Linked DNA regions of Homo sapiens: region 2 is linked to region 1. A link is an interaction called in ENCODE POLR2A ChIA-PET data of the cell type or tissue named here. Cell type or tissue: Panc1. All regions are shown on one strand. Links, peaks and the distances in the headings refer to the core of each region. The heading gives the core; the rest is flanking DNA.

What was found. ChIA-PET counts read pairs that join two places held together with the same protein. Peaks named below come from ENCODE experiments on the same cell type or tissue, not always from the same donor. Only the 100,000 strongest peaks of a DNase experiment are listed, where the experiment ranks them.
Region 2: POLR2A ChIA-PET joins it to region 1 with 6 read pairs; 5 of 35 experiments call an interaction of 5 or more read pairs at or near these places.

Annotation. Positions count from the first base shown.
Region 1 is chr12:12,776,637-12,782,022 of GRCh38, forward strand. It overlaps a transcript of APOLD1 not described here. Among named protein-coding and RNA genes, the nearest start is that of APOLD1, 6.3 kb to the right of the region's middle. In Panc1, for the core only: no CTCF peak of the experiment used is centred there; a DNase peak (open chromatin) is centred at 3,062; H3K27ac peaks cover 711 bases.
Region 2 is chr12:12,924,378-12,929,763 of GRCh38, forward strand. It overlaps GPRC5D-AS1 (GPRC5D and HEBP1 antisense RNA 1), which reads left to right and starts at 3,349. Exons shown (of 3, transcript NR_149067.1): 1 at 3,349-3,426. In Panc1, for the core only: no CTCF peak of the experiment used is centred there; DNase peaks (open chromatin) are centred at 3,111 and 3,419; H3K4me3 peaks cover 1,673 bases; H3K27ac peaks cover 3,251 bases.

The sequences.
Region 1 (5,386 bases), core at 135-5,134:
CTGCACACATTAGGAAGCCTGGGACAGTTAAAGAGTTCCCAGCATCAGATATGTCCAAAAGAAAAGCAAGTAAGATTAGCAAAGATACATGCCTTTTTCCCTCAGCAAAAAGCAATGAAGGTTGAGTCTCCCTTTAAAAATAAAAAATCGGATTATGAAGCAGTAACATTCAAAATCATATTATATTGAATTAAAAACAGGTAAACTGTTTAGTGGAATAGATTTCCTAGAAGTAGATATTAACAATGGTAACAAATCAATATAAGACTAGCCAGCAATAACACATCTATAGAAAAGTGTATTTTTTAAATAAAAAATGATCAAAATTATATTCATCTGAAGAAGAATTAGCACCCGCTATGCACTGTATATAATAAACTCCAGGTGGGTCAAATTAGGCTAAAATGTTTATTGTGGATATTTTCTTTTTAGTTTTATCTAACCATCAGTTTCCCTTTCCCTGACATAGCAATCCCATTGTAATTTCCTAGTGTGAAACTTCTCCCTGAGTATATATGTAATGTGGGTGGGAAGGTCAAGTTCTTTTACCATCTCCCACTTGAAAGCTGAAGGCCATTCACCCCTCTTCTCCCTGCCCAGTGCAGACAGTAGATGGGCACTTGACCTAAGCTCAGCCAACCCAGTGGTCACTCCTGGAACTTTGATTCTTAAACTGATACAAGGACAAAAGGAAAGAGTGGTTGGTCAGTTTCATCACACAGGCTGTTCCAATTACAAAACGACTGATGTCCTTTCAGTTTCTTGGTTCTTTAGAACTCCATGGTCCTTTCCCATGTTCAAGTATGTGTTCCCTCAGTCTCATAGCAATAATTCGCTTATATTAGCCAGAGCGAGATTTTTACTACAAGTTGAGTATTCCTTAACCAAAAGGTTTGGGACTAGAAGTGATTTGGATTTCAATTTTGGCAGGATTTTAGAATATTTGCATTATATGTTTACCAATTGAGCATCCCTAATTAAAAAATCTGAAATCCGAAATGTTCCAGTGAGCATTTCCTTTGAGCATCACTCTAAAATCCAAAACTTACTGAGCACCAGTGTGACGCTCAAAGGAAATGCTCACTGCAGCATTTCAGATTTCAGATTTTTGCATTAGGGAAATTCAACGTCTCAACCTGTGTATCCAGATGGAGACGGCAATTCCAAAGAACAAACTGAAGAGGAAGAGGGTATAGGAGGTGGATGATGGTGTCACAGTTCACCTGGAAATATCTTCTCTACAAGGAAAGGTGTTTTTTTTTTTTTTTTTTTTTTTTTTTTTTTTTTTTGTTGTTGTTGTTTTTTGAGACAGGGTCTCACTCTATCACCCAGGCTGGAATGCAGTGGTGCAGTCTCGGCTCACTGCAACCTCTGCCTCCTGGGGCTGAAGCGATCCTCCCACCTCAGGCTCCTGAATAGCTGGGACCACAGGGGTGCACAACCACACCTGGCTATTTTTTTTATTTTTTATTTTTTTGTGGAGACAAGGTTTTGCCATGTTCCCCAGGCTGGTCTTAAACTGAGCTCAAGCAGTCCGCCAGCCTTGGACTCCCAAAGTGCTGGGATTACAGGTGTGAGCCACTGTACTTGGCCAGGAAAGCATCCTGACAATGATCTGATGGTTTACATTTCTTCTGCTTGCTTCTCCCTGTGGGAGGCATATACCTCTCTATCTTTTTGCTTATTTTATTTTACATTTTTGAGACAGGGTCTCAGTCTGTTGCCCAGGCTGGAGTGCAATGGTGTGACCATGGCTCACTGCAGCCTCGCCCTCCTAGGCTCAAGCACTCCTCCCACCTCAGCCTCCCAAGTAGCTGAAACTACAGGTGCACACCTCCTCGTGTGGCTAATTTTTAATTTCTTTTTTTTTTTATAGAGATGGGTTCTCACTGTGTTGCCCAGGCTGATCTCAAACTCCTGGGCTCAAGCAATCCTCCTGCCTCGGCCCCCCAAAGTGCTGGGATTACAGGAGCCAGCCAGTGTGCCTAGCTCCTACCCCTTTAATGTTGGGTTGGCCACAACTTGATTGGCCAATAGAATGCCAGTGGATGTGATGGCTACCCTGTCTGAGCAGCCTTAGGAATGATTAGTCAATTTTGCTTCCAAAACATATTCTGTACTTTATCCACTCCATTGCATCCTACCAACATTAGCCAAATCTGAGATAATCTCTGTCAACTACTTCAATAACCTTCTAACTGTCTCCTGGCTTTAGTTGTGTACCTCTGAGAACCATCCTTCACACAACTGTCACACAACAATGTCAAATTAACCTTGTAAGGCCACAGATGAAAGCCTTCAATGGCTCCCTCTTTCCCACATGGCACTGGAAAGCTGTCATGACTTGTCTTCTACCTACCCCTTAAGCCTCATCCTTTGGCCTTCCCTGCTTCCCACTTTATGTTCAGCAACACTAAACACCCTGGACACTCCTCCATTCCTTTGTCCATTCTGTTCCTTTGTCCAGACTGCCCTCCTCTCTCTCCTAATTTTTGTCCAAATAACTTCTGTTTGACTCTCAAGATTCAGCTCAATATCAGTGCTCCCAGAAAGTCTTCCCTAGTACTTCCTGGGCATGTATTTGCCCTGTGCTTTCTTGGTACCAGCACACACCCCGGCACTTCCCCACCTTAAATTTAAATGATATATTCTGTCTTTTTCTCTTCCAATAGATTTGCCGTCTCCTGGAGGGCAGGGACTATATCTTATTTAGCTTTTGGTCCCCAGACTCTAGCCTGATGTCTGGCACACAGTAGGTGTTCAATACACATTAGTGGAGCTGAAATCGAACAAATTAAACATTAATATAAGCAAATTCTGAAAGCCTTCTGCCTCTATTCTTACAAAAGCTGGTGGCATTATAAATGGGTTCTTCTGGAAAGCAATATAGCACTATATAACAAAAACGATGAAGATGGTCATTCTCCTTGACTTGGTATTTTCCCGTTTGTGAATACTCCTCAAAGAAATAATCCAAAGGAAAAAAAATGTACACAGATGTCCTGGCAACTCTAGTTATAACAGTGAAAAACCTGGAAGCAATCCAAGTGTCTAACAGGGAAATGACTAAGCAAACAATGGGATTATTACATAGCTATTAAAAAATGACAGAGGTGAGGACTATGTCAACATAGACAAGTGTGTATCTATCTGCAGGAACGTTAAGTAGAAAAAAGAACACAGGCTAGTGTTTAAACACTAGTGATTAAGGATGTGTGTGTACATTAACAAAGATTGGAGGCTAATTTGGAGGAATGAAAATGGCTGGAGTGCAGTACTTGTTGAGTCTTTATTTTCCTGTGCAGTTCCATGAATTTTTGACAATAATACTTGAGATTCCATGCAATATAGATATCCTAGAGGTCTTCTGCAGAATAAGTATTCTAAGTTATACCAAGCTGTATAGTCCAAGAGAAAATTTTATGTTAAATTCTTATAAAATTGTTATAAAATAATGATATTTCTTTAAGTGAACAAAGCATTTTTCTTTAGTTAAATTCAACAAGCAACTATGAGAGCTTGACTATGTTCTAGAGCACTTACATTCTGGGGAAATTCAAAGAAATCATGGGCAAAAATCCTCAGGTGAATATGTGTTATTATTTTAATTTGCTTTTTTTTTTTTTGAGACAATGTCTGGCTCTATTGCCCAGGCTGGAGTGCAGTGGTGTGATCTCGGCTCACTGCAGCCTCACCTCCCAGGCTCAAACCATCCTCCCAGCTTAGCCTCCCAAGTACCAAGTAGCTGGGACTACAGGCACACACCACCGAGGCGCCTGCCTCAGCCTCCCGAAGTGCTGGGATTACAGGCATAAGCCACTGTGCCTGGCCGAATTTATTTTTATTTTGGTGAATGTACATATTAGAACAGATGACAAAGGAAAGTCTGCAAGACCTTTGGACTAAACCTCACATTTACAAGTTGTCTCAATTTTATTTTTTATTTCAATTTTATTTATTTATTTATTTTGATACAGAGTCTGGCTCTGCCACCCAGGCTGGAGTGCAGTGGAGCAATCTTGGCTCACTGCAACCTCTGCCTCCGGGGCTCAAGCGATCCTCCCACCTCCACCTTCCCAGTAGCTGGGACTGCAGGCACAGGCCACCACACACAGCTAATTTTTGTAGTTTTTGTAGAGATGGGGTTTTGCCATGTTGCCCAGGCTGGTATTGTATTCCTGGGCTCAAGTGATTCTTCCACCTCAGCCTCCCAAAGTGCTGGGATTGCAGGGTCACCATGCCCGGCCTGAATTTTATATTTTTGATGTCTCCAAAAGAGGTCCTATATTTAGTCACTGAGATATACAGTTAAGTATTAAAAGGAAAAAGTCATCATCACATAACTTTAAACTTGTGCCACTTTTCCACTTGGTGCACTATGAATTAATATTTTATAAATCCTGTGACTATATTGTGAATAGCAAAATACTGACATAAGATATATTACATTGCAATTAAAAGAAATAAGCCACAATTTTTTATATTCCATTATAGAATTTCTTCATTTTTAAAAATCAACTGAGAGGCTAGGCACTGTGGCTCACACCTATAATTCCAGCACTTTGGGAGGCCGAGGCGTGTGGATCACCTGAGGTCAGGAGTTCAAGACCAGCCTGGCCAACATGATGAAACCCCGTCTCTACTAAAAATACAAAAAATTAGCCAGGGGTGGTGGCAGGCACTTGTAATCCCAGCTACTTGGGAGGCTGAGACAGGAGAATTGCTTGAACCTGGGAGGCGGAGGTTGCAGTAGGCTGAGATCGCGTCATTGCCTAGGCAACAAGAGCGAAACTCCGTCTCAAAAAAATAAAAAATAAAATAACTGAGAGTCTCAAAAAATGGAGGTGGCCCAGTCCTCTGAAAGGCCTTGAGCGTAATTATCACTTTATCTTTTTTTTTTTTTTTTTTTGAGACGGAGTCTCGCTCTGTCGCCCAGGCTGGAGTGCAGTGGCATGATCTCTGCTCACTGCAAGCTCCACCTCCCGAGTTCACGCCATTCTCCTGCCTCAGCCTCCCGAATAGCTGGGACTACAGGCGCCTGCCACCATGCCCGGCTAATTTTTTGTATTTTTGGTAGAGACGGGGTTTCACCATGTTAGCCAGAATGGTCTCGACCTCCTGACCTCATGATCTGCCTGCCTCGGCCTCCCAAAGTGCTGGGATTACAGGCGTGAGCCACCGCGCCCGGCATACTTTATCTTTAAAATGTAATAGTTTTAAGTAGGGGCCTAAAGCAAATGGGTTGTTGATAACTGTATAAACACCTCCTAACATAGTCCTTTCCGCTAGACTTACTGTTTCTGCTGCCATGTAACTGGTGGTCAGAAAACTACCAGTTCTGGCTGGCCATGGTGGCTCACGCCTGTAATCCTAGCACTTTGGGAGG
Region 2 (5,386 bases), core at 211-5,210, 150 kb after region 1:
TGTGTGTACAGACACACCCACACATCCACCCACATCCATGTCCACTCCTGTATACACCAATTGGCCGTAAGCCTAAGGTATGGAGAGTCATTTCTACACGTGAGATGAAACCAGTGCCCTTGCCTCCTATCACCGTATGTGTATGTGCACACTGTCATGCCAAATAAAACACATTTCCATTCAAGGCAGTAGCAAAACAGGGTTGCCGATTGTGTGGCTGAAAAGCAGTGCATGTCACCAACTGTCCCTAACTCACGGTGAGTGATCCATCCCTGTGACCTTGATTTTCACGATCTTTCATTTTTATTTACCTTTTATCTTTTGTAGAGATGGGTTCTCACTATGTTGCCCAGGCTGATCTTGAACTCCTGGGATCGAGCAGTCATCCCTCCTCGGCCTCCCAAGTAGCTGGGACTACAAGCTGGCCCAGATATAAGCAGGCAGTTTTTAATTTTTTTTATTATTATTTTTTGAAACGAACTCTCTATTGCCCAGGCTGGAGTGCAGTGGCGCGATCTCAGCTCACTGCAACCTCCACCTCCCAGGTTCAAGAGATTCTCTTGCCTCAGCCTCCCGAGTAGCTGGGATTACAGCTACTTGGCTGTACACCATGCCCGGCTAATTTTGTATTTTTAGTAGAGACGGGGTTTCACTATGTTGGCCAGGCTGATCTCCAACTCTTGATCTGCTCACTTCAGCCTCCCAAAGTGCTGGGATTACAGGCGTGAGCCACCGTGCCCGGCTAGAGCAGGCAGTTTAATGCTGGGCTCCCATAGTGGTAAGTCTTCAGGGTACTGAAATTTCGAATTTAGATTTATTTGTTGGTTTGTGTGTTTTTCTCTATTATATAGGCTTTAGAAGGACAGAAATTTGTTCTGTTTTTCTCAGTATTCCCTGAGCCTAGGACAGTGCCTGTACACATGGGTAAAATGAATAAACTTTTTGGGAGAAGGGTATTTTTTTTTCTTTTGTCACAGGCTAATTAGAATGATGTCCTTTCACTCAGAGAACACAGCCCTCAGGTTCTTCTCTTGTCTATTCTGGTGTCTTGAATGCCAATTTGTCTTCAAATAATTTTGATGAATTTCAGCTGATCAACCATCAGATTTTTGTGTGTGTTTCCATATAAGAACACTTAAATCCAGTGTGATAAAAGCAACTTACAAGCCCGAGGCTTGGAAGAAAGGAAAGGAATTTTTTACTTCTTGGGCTGAATACATTTCATCACATCCCAATTTATTTCCCTGAGGCTTTTCTTTGTCAAGCTTGGGAAAGTGCTGTTTCCTAGGAGAACCACACAAGAACAAACTTTAAATATGAGAAAAGAGAAAAGCACACCCCAAAGCAAAACAAAACAAAAAAAACCCCCAAAAACAATAAGAGAAGCATTTTAGATGGATTTTCTCCAAAGATCGATTGCATTGTGTTCCAAACGCATTTCTTTTCTTTCTTTTTTAAATTTTTTTTGAGATGAAGTTTCACTCTGTTACGCAGGCTGAGGTGCAGTGGCATGATCTTGGCTGACTGCAACCTCCACCTCCTGGGTTCAAGTGATTCTCCCGCCTCAGCTTTTCAAGTAGCTTCAGGTGCCCACCACCATGCCTGGCTAATTTTGTATTTTTAGTAGAGATGGGGTTTCACCACGTTGGCTAGGCTGGTCTCAAACTCCTGACCTCAAGTGATCCACCCGCCTCAGCCTCCCAAAGTGCTGGGATTACAGGCGTGAGTCACTGTGCCCAGTGTAAAGTGCATTTCTTTTCTAAACTGACTTGAACCAAAATGGATGAACAAGGACCCTTCAGATGATATACACCAAACTGGAAACAGATGAGAATGCCAGCAAATGGGCTCAGGAGGAATTTATCTTCTTGAATTTTCAGGCATAAGCTGATTTTGACAATGTTTTCTCTTACAAAAACAGGGTGAGCGTGTTCTGGATGGAGGCTGGGTGGGAACCCCAGGTCAGAGCAGATGTGGAACTGGGGCATGGGGAAGACTATACCCCAAAGAGGTGGGGGTGGGGAAGAAGATGAAAAGTGAAAGACGAATGTTCCCAGGGGCAGGAATTCATAAACTTTTTCCATTGATTCTGCCCTCTCAAGCCAATCACTTTCTGCCTTTTTGGACCAAATTGGGAAAGCCTGGACAGTCTGCTACAAACCAGACCAGAGCCTTTCCTTGTCAACAGAGCAGCGCTTCCTAAACTTATACTGCGTTAAAAATCACATGGGAATTTGTTAAAAATGCAGTGTCTGGAGGCCTCCTAGAGGTTCTGATTTAGTTGGTCTGAGTCAGGGTCCAAGAATTTGTATCCAGAGCAAGTATCCCGGCGATTCTTCTGCTTGGACAGGGTTGGGACAAGGCGTCGGCCAGTCATCCACATTGTCTTTTTGCAGATCCACTAATCTTCCATGCAGGCTCCAACAGCTCCTTCCCGGCCTGGGAACCCAAATCCGCAGGAAGAATCTCGGGGTGTTGTCTTGGCTTATTCATTCAGAGCTGTCGTGTGTGGTTCTGCAAACAGTACTCAGATGCGTTCCCTCTCCCCGTAGGGATCTTGCTGGAGATGCCCAGGGTTAACAGTGGAACTCCATATGGAGACAGAGGCATGGGGGGAGCTTCGCTGGAGATGGGACAGCCTGCTCCACCGCGAAGCCTACTGAGGCTCTCTTCTTACGTACCCCGCGCAATCTCATCTCCCTGAACAACTTCCACCTCCACCTTTCAGCTCATTCCCTAATGTCTGCTTCTGTTGGAACTCCACAATCTCATCTTTATCTGCCTAGGTGTGTTACAGTAGGTAGCTGTCAGGTATGAGCAGGGCAGGAGAGGGTCTGTTCCAATAGCAGGAACCTCAGGTGACCATCAGGTGATGGTCAGGCGGCTGTTAGTCTGTCGCTCTAAAATAATAATTGGTCGCAGCCGGTGCTAGGGAAAGACAGGCTCCCAGTAGATAGAAAACACCTGAAACGGGTGATAAGCAGCTTCCCGGTAAGATCTTAGCAGTTGGGCGAGTGTACTCAAGCATGAGCACTAACAGGCAGAATGCCAGAGTTTAACTGGTATATGACCTTCTAGGGACATTCGACTGATAAGGGAAGAACGCCTCACGTGAGCATGTGTACAACTCCTGCATGCGTACAAACACACTGCGCATGCTCCCCTCCCAGGCGCTGGCAGGCCACACACTGCGCATGCTCCCCTCCCAGGTGCCGGCAGGCCACACACTGCGCATGCTCCCCTCCCAGGTGCTGGCAGGCCACACACTGCGCATGCTCCCCTCCCAGGTGCTGGCAGGCCACACACTGCGCATGCTCCCCTCCCAGGTGCTGGCAGGCCACTGCGCAAGTGTGGACAGCCTACACCAAGGGAAGAGTCAGGGGAGAAGGAACACAAGACTCCGGAAGCATGCCAGCGTATAAAACCGTAAGTCAAAGGTCAGACTGTCCAGTGGGTGATCTCTCAAGTCGCCCGCTTGGCCTCTTCCAAGTGTACTTTACTTCCTTTCATTCCTGCTCTAAAACTTTTTAATAAACTTTCATTCCTGCTCTAATACTTGCCTCAGTCACTCCTGCCTTACCACAATATTTTTTAAAACAAAATCAATACCAAAAAGCCCATGATAAACAACATATCAAAATTTTATAAAAGCAGGCTGTTTGGTTTGTTTTACGACCTTGCGTTACTGCAAGAGAGGAGCCGTTTCCAATCAGGCTTTGGATCCTGGGCTTATGTGGCTGCTGTGTCCCTGCCATGGATCTGTGAGGGTTGACAATGGGGTACAAACAAATTGGGCAATATATATATACACATATATGTGTATATACATATATACACATATATGTGTATATATACATATATACACACATACATGTGTATATATATACATATATACATATATACACACATACATGTGTATATATATACATATATACATATATACACATACACATATATGTGTATATATATAATATATACATATATACACATACACATATATGTGTATATATATAATATATACATATATACACATACACATATGTGTATATATATAATATATACATATATACACATATACACATATATGTGTATATATATAATATATACATATATACACATATACACATATATGTGTATATATAATATATACATATATACATATATGTATATGTGTGTATATACACACATATATGTATATATGTATATATGTACATACACACACACACACACACATATATATAGTTTGTTTGTATTTTGAGAGGGAAGAAAGATGAAAGAAAGGGAGGGCTTAAAAAATTTTTTTTGAGACAGCATCTTGCTCTGTTGCCCAGGCTAAAGTGCAGTGGCACCATCATGGCCCACTGTTGCCTCAACCTCTCAAGCCCCATCAATTCTCCCACCTCAGCCTCCCGAGTAGTTGGAACTATGGGTGTGTGCCACCATTCTTGGGTACTTTCTAAAAAATTTATTAAAATATTTGAGACAGGGTCTTGCTTTGTTGCCAGGCTGGAGTGCAGCGGTGCAATCACAGCTCACTGCAGTCTTAACCTCCTGGGCTCAAGCAATCCTCCTGCCTCAGCTGCCTGAGTAGCTGGGTTCACAGGTACGTGCCACCACGGCCAGCTAATTTTTTTGATTTTTAGTAGAGACGGTGCCTTGCTATGTTGCCCAGGCTGATCTCGAACTCCTGGATTCAAGCAATCCTTCCGTCTTAACGTCCTAAAGTGCTGGGATTTCAGGCATGAGCCACCATGCCCAGCCTCTTGGATATTTTTATTAGATTTTTTTTTTTTTTTGTAGAGATGGGGGTCTTGCTGTGTTGCCCAGGCTGGTCTTGAACTCCTGGGCTCAAATCATCCTGCCTTGGCCTCCAAAAGTGTTGGGATTACAAGTGTGAACCACTGTACCTGGCCTTTTTATTTTTGTTTTAAAAGAGAGAAGAAAGGGAGATGGGGGGAAGGAGGCTTTATATATATATATATATATATATATATATATAATTTCTTATTTTTATTTTTTTTAGATGGAGTCTTGCTCTGTTGCCCAGGCTTGAATGCAATGGTGCGATCTTGGCTCACTGCAACCTCTGCCTCCCAGGTTTAAGCGATTCTCCTGCCTCAGCCTCCCTAGTATCTGGGATTACAGGTGTATGCCACCACACCTGACTAATTTTTTTGTATTTTTAGTAGAGATGGGGTTTCACCACATTGACCCAGCTGGTCTCAAACTTCTGACCTCAAGTGATCCACCTGCCTCCGCCTCCCAAAGTGCTGGGATTATAGGCGTGAGCCATCGTGCCCGGCTGAGGCTTAATTTTTTGATTGGAGACTTTTAAATGACGTTTTTCCACTTGGTTCAAAGCATGGGAAGATATTTTGATAAGCGC